Regions from separate parts of the Homo sapiens genome. Here all the other regions are linked to region 1. A link is an interaction called in ENCODE POLR2A ChIA-PET data of the cell type or tissue named here. Cell type or tissue: Panc1. All regions are shown on one strand.

The links. Peaks named below come from ENCODE experiments on the same cell type or tissue, not always from the same donor. Only the 100,000 strongest peaks of a DNase experiment are listed, where the experiment ranks them.
Region 2: POLR2A ChIA-PET joins it to region 1 with 11 read pairs; 8 of 35 experiments call an interaction of 5 or more read pairs at or near these places.
Region 3: POLR2A ChIA-PET joins it to region 1 with 10 read pairs; 3 of 35 experiments call an interaction of 5 or more read pairs at or near these places.

Annotation. Positions count from the first base shown.
Region 1 is chr9:124,757,542-124,760,041 of GRCh38, reverse strand. All of the region lies in intron 1 of NR6A1 (nuclear receptor subfamily 6 group A member 1), which reads left to right. It overlaps LOC124900274 (a long non-coding RNA gene), which reads left to right. Exons shown (of 2, transcript XR_007061773.1): 1 at 1-2,500. Among named protein-coding and RNA genes, the nearest start is that of NR6A1, 13 kb to the left of the region's middle. In Panc1, no CTCF peak of the experiment used is centred here; no DNase peak of the experiment used is centred here; H3K27ac peaks cover 1,256 bases.
Region 2 is chr9:124,593,576-124,596,075 of GRCh38, reverse strand. The region is part of intron 2 of NR6A1 (nuclear receptor subfamily 6 group A member 1); the gene reads left to right. Among named protein-coding and RNA genes, the nearest start is that of MIR181A2HG, 64 kb to the left of the region's middle. In Panc1, no CTCF peak of the experiment used is centred here; no DNase peak of the experiment used is centred here; H3K27ac peaks cover 765 bases.
Region 3 is chr9:125,163,822-125,166,321 of GRCh38, reverse strand. The region is part of intron 2 of PPP6C (protein phosphatase 6 catalytic subunit); the gene reads left to right. Among named protein-coding and RNA genes, the nearest start is that of SCAI, 22 kb to the right of the region's middle. In Panc1, no CTCF peak of the experiment used is centred here; no DNase peak of the experiment used is centred here.

The sequences.
Region 1 (2,500 bases):
TTGAGATGGAGTCTAGCTCTGTCACCCAGGTTGGAGTGCAGTGGTGCGATCTTGGCTCAGTGCAACCTCTACCTCCTGGGTTCAAGCAATTTTTCTGCCTCAGCCTCCTGAGTAGCTGGGATTATAGGTGCCCACCATCGCACCCAGCTAATTTTTGTATTTTTAGTAGAGACAGGGTGTCACTGTGTTGGCCAGGCTGGTCTCGAACTCCTGATCTCATGATCCACCCGCCTTGGCCTCCCAAAGTGCTGGGATTAACAACTGTGAGCCACAGCCCCTGGCCTCATGTTGGTTTTAATAAGCCTTTGGCCAGAAAACAATTTTGCCAAATCAGGGACAATCTTCGGTGAACCCAAGGGGTGCTAAGGAATGAAGGCGTTTTGAGTTACTCAAGGCAGGAGTACAATGTCTTTTATCTGTATCCTAAGCACTGAGAATTGGTGTTCCATGAATATTGAATGAATGAAAGAGGCAAGTCAGGAATATGAGCCTTTTGCTTATCTCAGAGTCCCTTGCTGGTAGTCAGAGTAAGTCTACAAAATATAAGGGAAAGGAATGTGCTTTTCAGCTACTTGAGGAAATTGGGGCCAATATCTAAGTCAAGCAGTGTGTTTAAGCTAAATCCAAGGTTTGATAGGCCCTCCTGGAACTAGAATGTAGTTTCTGTTTGGAAACATGGTTCTCCTGTAATTTAAAGTGACTAGATATCCCAGATTAAGACGAGATGGCCAATAAACTAGTGGCTGTTTGCTTGACTGTATTCGGGAATGCAGTTTAGGAAAAGGTGGCCTTTGTCCCATGTACCTTTTTAAAATTCTGTCTCACAAAAGAAATATAAGAGCTAGGTGTCCAAAATTTATAAAATACAGAAGGTGATTTCCTAATGAAAAGAGAGATAGTGAGAAAGATGTAAAAGAGGATAGGCAGTGTGGGTTAATAGATTATGTTAGCAAAGTAGTTTGAATAGGAAAAGACTTTAGAGAGGAGCCCAAACATTGAGGAGTTATGAGGCCCAGGAGATACTTTATGCCTAGGATCTGATTCTAGCTCTGTCTCAAATGCATGTCTCTGTGGGTCCACCTATAAAAATGGAGGAGCTAAATTAGATAATCCCTGAAAGGATTTTCCAGGTTTATGATGGAATGAATTGGGCAAAACAGGAAGTTGCAATTTAGAAAAGTTCTGCCTAAAGCAAATAGCTGTGGTACTGACTGCCCACATTCTCTGGGATGATTTTGATGTCAGATACTGTTCAATCATCCCTCTGAGAATATTTACATTTACCAAACTGTTTCCCTGTTCTGCTTTAGAACCCTTGGCTGCTTTAAAGTCTGTGAGATCCCATAATTTATCTGTAAATTTCATTCTTTGAGTCTGCCTTATAGAAATGTTTACAGTTACAGTTCTGATGTTATGATAATTTGTAATGTAAATTTGAAATAAATTATGGAGTATTTTTGTTGTTTAAACAAGATCACTTTTTTCATTTATAACCCCTCCATGCCACACTTTCTCTTTTTTGAGTACAGTTTCATTTGCTGAGTCAAACTCATAGTTAATTTTAGAGTTTTTCCTCATTCCTTGTAATGGGATATTTATCTGCAAAACTCATTCAGCATTGAGAAGAGTGCTGTCTTCCTAAGATTAAATGCGCTTCATTTGAGAACGTTGATTCATTAAGGGAAATTGCAAAACAGAAGGGAAACTTCCTTAAATGCTGCTGGTCTGTAAAAAGGGAACCCAGCAGGAAAGGGGAGAGGTGCATGGGGGAGGGGTGAAGTGAAGAGTGTAGCAGGGTAGCTGCAGTTGAAATATTCATCAATCATTTTACTGGCACCAGGAAACCAATCAGCCTTTTAGGGAGAGAACTTAATCAATCACCTAATGTGGGAAAATACAATTGCTTTCCCACAAAAAAATATTCCCTTTCTTGGTGACAGATCGAATCTGAGAGATACTTTGGTTCCCTGGAATTCAGAACTGACTGCAAGCAGTTGCTGAAAGTACTGCTGTGAAGAAGTGCATTTAACATTTGGAGATAAAATTTCCTATCTGCTGCGAGCCTTTTCAAAATATTTCAAAATAAGTTTGCTTTTCGTACAGTGTGCCCATCAAAAAATAAATACTGAGCAAGCCGAAGTGTGTGAAACACTGTAAATTTATTCTCCAAAGCTAGTTTCAGAGCATAGATAAGGACTCCTGGCTGGAGAATACCCGATGTTTCAAATGCCTTGTTTGGAAAGCAGGGTTAAAGCGTTGTCTAAGGAACATACCCTGGGAAACACAGTTGGAAGTGCTTGCATATAAATAAAAGCAGGAAAGATACAGCTGCATCGTATATTTAGGTTTTAAATACTTGTGATTTCTGAGGGTCTGTCTGTGCTTGAATTGCCTGTGGCCCTTAGGTCCTTTGGTTCTTAAGATGTGAGCTGCTTAAGAATCCAGTGTTTTTAAAATTAATGCATGGTTACTGAAGAGAATATGGAAAACGAAGGGAAAA
Region 2 (2,500 bases), 160 kb after region 1:
GAAATGGTTCCCATAATAGTTTTCAGAAAGACGTGCTAGGCAGTATTGTTAACTAAAGAAAATAAGTCTATCAGTTCCACTTAGATAACCTTTGGTAATAAACGAACTCCGTACACGTTGTGACCTTAGAGCCTGAACTTTGCAATCACATGACCAGCTTGTAAACTGACCTGTGAGGATGACTGTCGTAGTCCCGGCTTAGAGGAATTGACCAAGTGTCGGAAGGGTAGTCATCAAGCTGGACTTGTCCTGTAATCTCTGTTTCTTCATGGCTGCAATAGAACTTTTCAGCAGACTACAAGAAGCATGAAATGGAGACATGGGAAGGTAAGGAACAGTCTGGGGCCCAAATCTAAGGGTTAGAAATTTTCTTTGAAGGTTTAGAGCAAATAGCCTTGAGGGAGAAGGGAGGCAGTCCACAGGCAACTGTTTTTTTTGTGTCTTCGCAGAGTTCAGCTAGAAAGTTTTCATGTATGTAGCAAGTGGCTGTAAATGTTTTGGAATGGAGAAAAGTGAGAGAGAACTGCAGTGAATTCATTGTTGTGGTTGATGAAGAGCAGAAGAAAGGGGATTAATTTAAATTTTATAGTGATTTTAAAAAAATTAAATATACGTGTCAGTACATAGATAAAATTTACATTAAAAATTGTTGTTTATTTCTTGACAGATGTTGTTTGTATTTTAAATTCCTTAATCCAGTTCGCTATCTGCCAAAGTCTTATTTACTACTGTTAATTATAGATAGAATTGGGGTCATGAGGCCATTGATAAGGCAACCTCATCCTCTGGTAGGGAGCTTCTATACTTTACAGTTTGGGATATAAGACTAAGCCATTGCTAATTTCTTTTTAAGTGGGTTGCTTTTTAAATGGGTACATTTTCTGCATGTGTGTGTATGTAATGAATAGTCACTAGTGTTATAACTTGTTTATTTGGGATAGTCTCCTAGTTATGTGAGAAACCCCACTTTTCCACAACTTTATTATTTAGGCCAGGAAAGACACATACAGCTGAAGGAACAGATAAAATGGATGAATGTTAGTATTAAAGTTTTGCCATGTTTATGAAGTACAAGCTAAGAGTTTGCAAGAGTTTGGTTTTCTTAAAGGCAAGCACTACTGAGAAGAGTTCCCGACTCTTTGAAGCAGTTGATAAATTTCTAGGACTGGCATTAACCCTACGAAATAGCTGGTCCTGGGAAAGCTTCCCAGCCTCTTGCAGCGTGGCTAACATCTGCCAAAGGCAGCTTTGCAGTTTCATTCTCACTCTGGGGATGCACAAACCAGGGAAGTGGGACCCCCTCTGATAATAGCATTCTTCTTTTTAGTAACCTTGGCTTCATTCCTCCCTTATATGTTGTACCCCAGCACCTTACATGCCAGAATTATTGGTTTTTAGTGCAAGTTAGCAGAAACAAGAGAAAGTTTGTAGAAAATACCAGTTATATATAAGGCCTGTTATTTATCTTGAACAGCCTCCTCCCCCAGTATGCATAGAAATTCTTTGTTAAACTATCCTGGATATACTAGCTTTTCCAGAAAGGAGTAGTTTAAGAAGTAAGATTTGCTTTGGATCTGTTGGACAGGAGTTTAGGAGCTGGCAGAGTCCCAGAGCAGTAATTACATGAGTTTAGAAGGGATGACTCTGGAGAATTTAGATTTTTTTTCGACGAGCTTGAGTCTCTTAGTGATATGTAGTCTGCTAGCTCTGAAAGAGAAAAAAGGTTTGCACAGAAAGTTCTCCCCTGGTTCATATTTAAGTTTTGAAACTTCAGTTCTTCTTAGTCATTCAACTGCAGAAAATAACTTACGGTACCAAAACAAGAACTTTCATAAAATAAGGAAATGAATTTAAAATTGTTCACCTAGATCTTTCATTGAAAATTCTAATAAAGCAAAATGAATGATCCCAGTTGTAGGAGGTTTTGGAATCTTAAGAGGCAAAATCAACTGCTTACAAAAGAGGTCAGTGAAAATGCTACTGTAAAAAAAGCATTGCCTGGTTTTAGATATTGGGCCCTTGTCCATTTAAATTAACCTTTGTCACAGCTGGGCATACAAATGTTTTGTTTTAGTTCACAGAGGGTTAACTCTATTCAAGCTTTCACTGTGGCAGGCCTGATCTGTGGAGTCATACAATCTGGTCTTTCAGCCCTGCCAGTCGCTAGGCAGGAAGTCTTATTTCTTAAGCTATCTTTCAGAATGGGGGTTGGGATTTGGAGAAAGGTGGGGGAAGGGCTTTGGAGCATCTGTAAGGATCAATAACAGAGAGAGAGAGAGAGCCGTAAGAGAGGCCATTGTGCACACTTCAAGATAGATGCAGCCCTTGTGCACAGCCCCTGCCTGGCAGGACAGACACCTAAAACCAAAACAATGACACCGAATGAATTCTCTGTGAAAATTAGATTGCCGCTTAAAGGAGAAAAATACTTGAGTGCCCTTTCAACGTTGGGGAATATTCTCATTCCTCAACTTGCAAAGATTAGGCAACCCCCACTAAA
Region 3 (2,500 bases), 410 kb before region 1:
TAATGAAAAATTGGAATTTTGGAAAATCTGAGTCCACCACTATGGGGCTAACAGTTTCCGACACTTAAAAGACTTTCCTGAGATGAAATGAGCAGTGATATTAACAAATATGGTTTTTTGATGATATAAAATGCAATGTCATTTTCATTTTTCAAATTACTAGTTTACCATTTACTCAAAGTGTAAGATAACAAATGTAACAGGGTATGAAAGATGACTATTATAGGCCAGGCCTGGTGACTCACACCTGCAATCCCAGCACTTTGGGAGGCCGTGGCAAGCGGATCGCTTGAGCCCAGGAGTTTGAGACCAGCCTGAGCAACATGGTGAAACCCTGTCTCTACTAAAAATACAAAAATTAGCCAGGTGTGGAGGTACGTGCCTGTAATCTCGGCTACTTAGGTGGCTGAGGCATGAGAATTGCTTGAACCTGGGAGGTGGAGGTTGCACTGAGCTGAGAATGTGCCACTGTACTCCAGCCTGGACAACAGGGAGAGATCCTGTCTCCAAAAAAAAAAAAAAAAAAGCAAAAGATTACTGTTATGGTTTCAGATTTCATATTGCGATTAACTTTTAAGTGTCATAAACTGCCACTTGTCAAATTTTGGTACAGTATTTAAAGAGTATGCACAGTTACCTGAAAATGTTATTAAAATACTCCTTCCTTTTGTAACTGCATATCTTTGTGAAGCTGGATTTTCTTCATCTGCTTTACTTAGTATATTCCCAACAGACTGAGTGCAGAGGCAAGTTCTAAGACTAGCCATGTTCTATTTAGCCAGACATTGAAGAGATTTGTGAAAATGTAAAACAATGTGAATTCTCCTCTCACTAAACAATTTTTTTGTTTTGGAAAAGTTAATTTTTCATTAAAATGTGTTTGTGATACTTTTTGATGGGTATGTTATTGATTTGTTTTTTTGAGATGGAATTTCACTCTTGTCACCCAGACTGCAGTGCAATGGTGTGATCTCAGCTCACTGCAACCTCTGCCTCCCGGGTTCAAGCGATTCTTCTGCCTCAGCCTCCCAAGTAGCTGGGATTACAGGTGTGAGTCACCGTGCCTGGCCTATGTTATTAATTTTTAAAAATTCATTTAAATATTTAAAACTTCTGAGTTTTAATCTCTAATATGGTAAATATTGATTTGTAAAACTTACATAAAAGATTTTCAGGACCTCTGGTTTTTAAGATCACAAATGAATCCTGAAACCAAAAAGTTTGAGAACTACTGGGCAGACTGGATGTTTCCTTGCCTCTGATAAAAAAAAAAATTCCACTTCCCAGCCGGGCGCGGTGGCTCACGCCTGTAATCCCAGCACTGTGGGAGGCCGAGGCGGGCGGATCACGAGGTCAAGAGATCAAGACCATCCTGGCCAATGTGGTGAAACCCCGTCTCTACTAAAAATACAAAAATTAGCTGGGCATGGTGGCACATGACTGTAGTCCCAGCTACTCGGGAGGCTGAGGCAGGAGAATGACGTGAACCTGGGAGGTGGAGGTTGCAGTGAGCCGAGATCATGCCACTGCACTCCAGTCTGGGTGACAGAGCGAGACTCCGTCTCAAAAAAAAATCCACTTCCCAGGCTGGGTAAAGTGGTACATATATGTAGTTCCAGCTACTCAGGAGGCTGAGGTGGGAGGATTGCTTGATCCCAAAAGTTTGAGACCAACCTGGGCAATATAGTGAGCCTCCATCTCAAAAATAATGATAATTAAAGAAAAAAATCTACTTCTTAAGATTGTTTTTGGTTTAAAATGGGAGCAGAGTATCTGAAATATGAAAAACAGAGTAGCTGGGTGCAGTGGCTCACGCCTGTAATCCTAGCACTTTGGGAGGCTGAGGCGGGCAGATTACCTGAGGTGAGGGGTTTAAGACCAACCTGGCCAATGTGGCGAAACCCTTTCTGTACAAAAAAGTACAAAAATTAGGCAGGTGTAGTGGCACGTGCCTGTAGTCCCAGCTACTTGGGAGGCTGAGGCAGGAGGATTGCTTGAACCCAGGAGCCAGAGGCAGCAGTGAGCTGAGATTGCACCACTGGACTCCAGGCTGGGTAACAGACTGAGACTCCGTCTCAAAAAAAAAAAAAAAAAAAAAAAAAAGAGAGTGAGGGAGAGACATAGAGTAGATGGTAGATATTATTTGACGATGAGGTAGGTGTCTAGTAATGTAGGATGAAAATAGGGCCGTGTGCTGTGGCTCATGCCTGTAATCCTAGCATTTGGGAAACCGAAGCGGGTGGATCACCTGAGGTCAGGAGTTCAGGATCTGCCTGGCCAACATGGTGAAACCCCGTCTTTAATAAAAATACAAAAATCAGCGGGGGTGCGGTGGCAGATAAGCTACTCGGGAGGCTGAGGCAGGAAAATCACTTGAACCCAGGAGGTGGAGGTTGCAGTGAGCTGAGATCGTGCCATTGCACTCCAGCCTGGACAACAAGAACGAAACTCCGTCTCAAAAAAAAAAAAAAAAGAATTGCCCAAGTTCTCGGGAAATGGG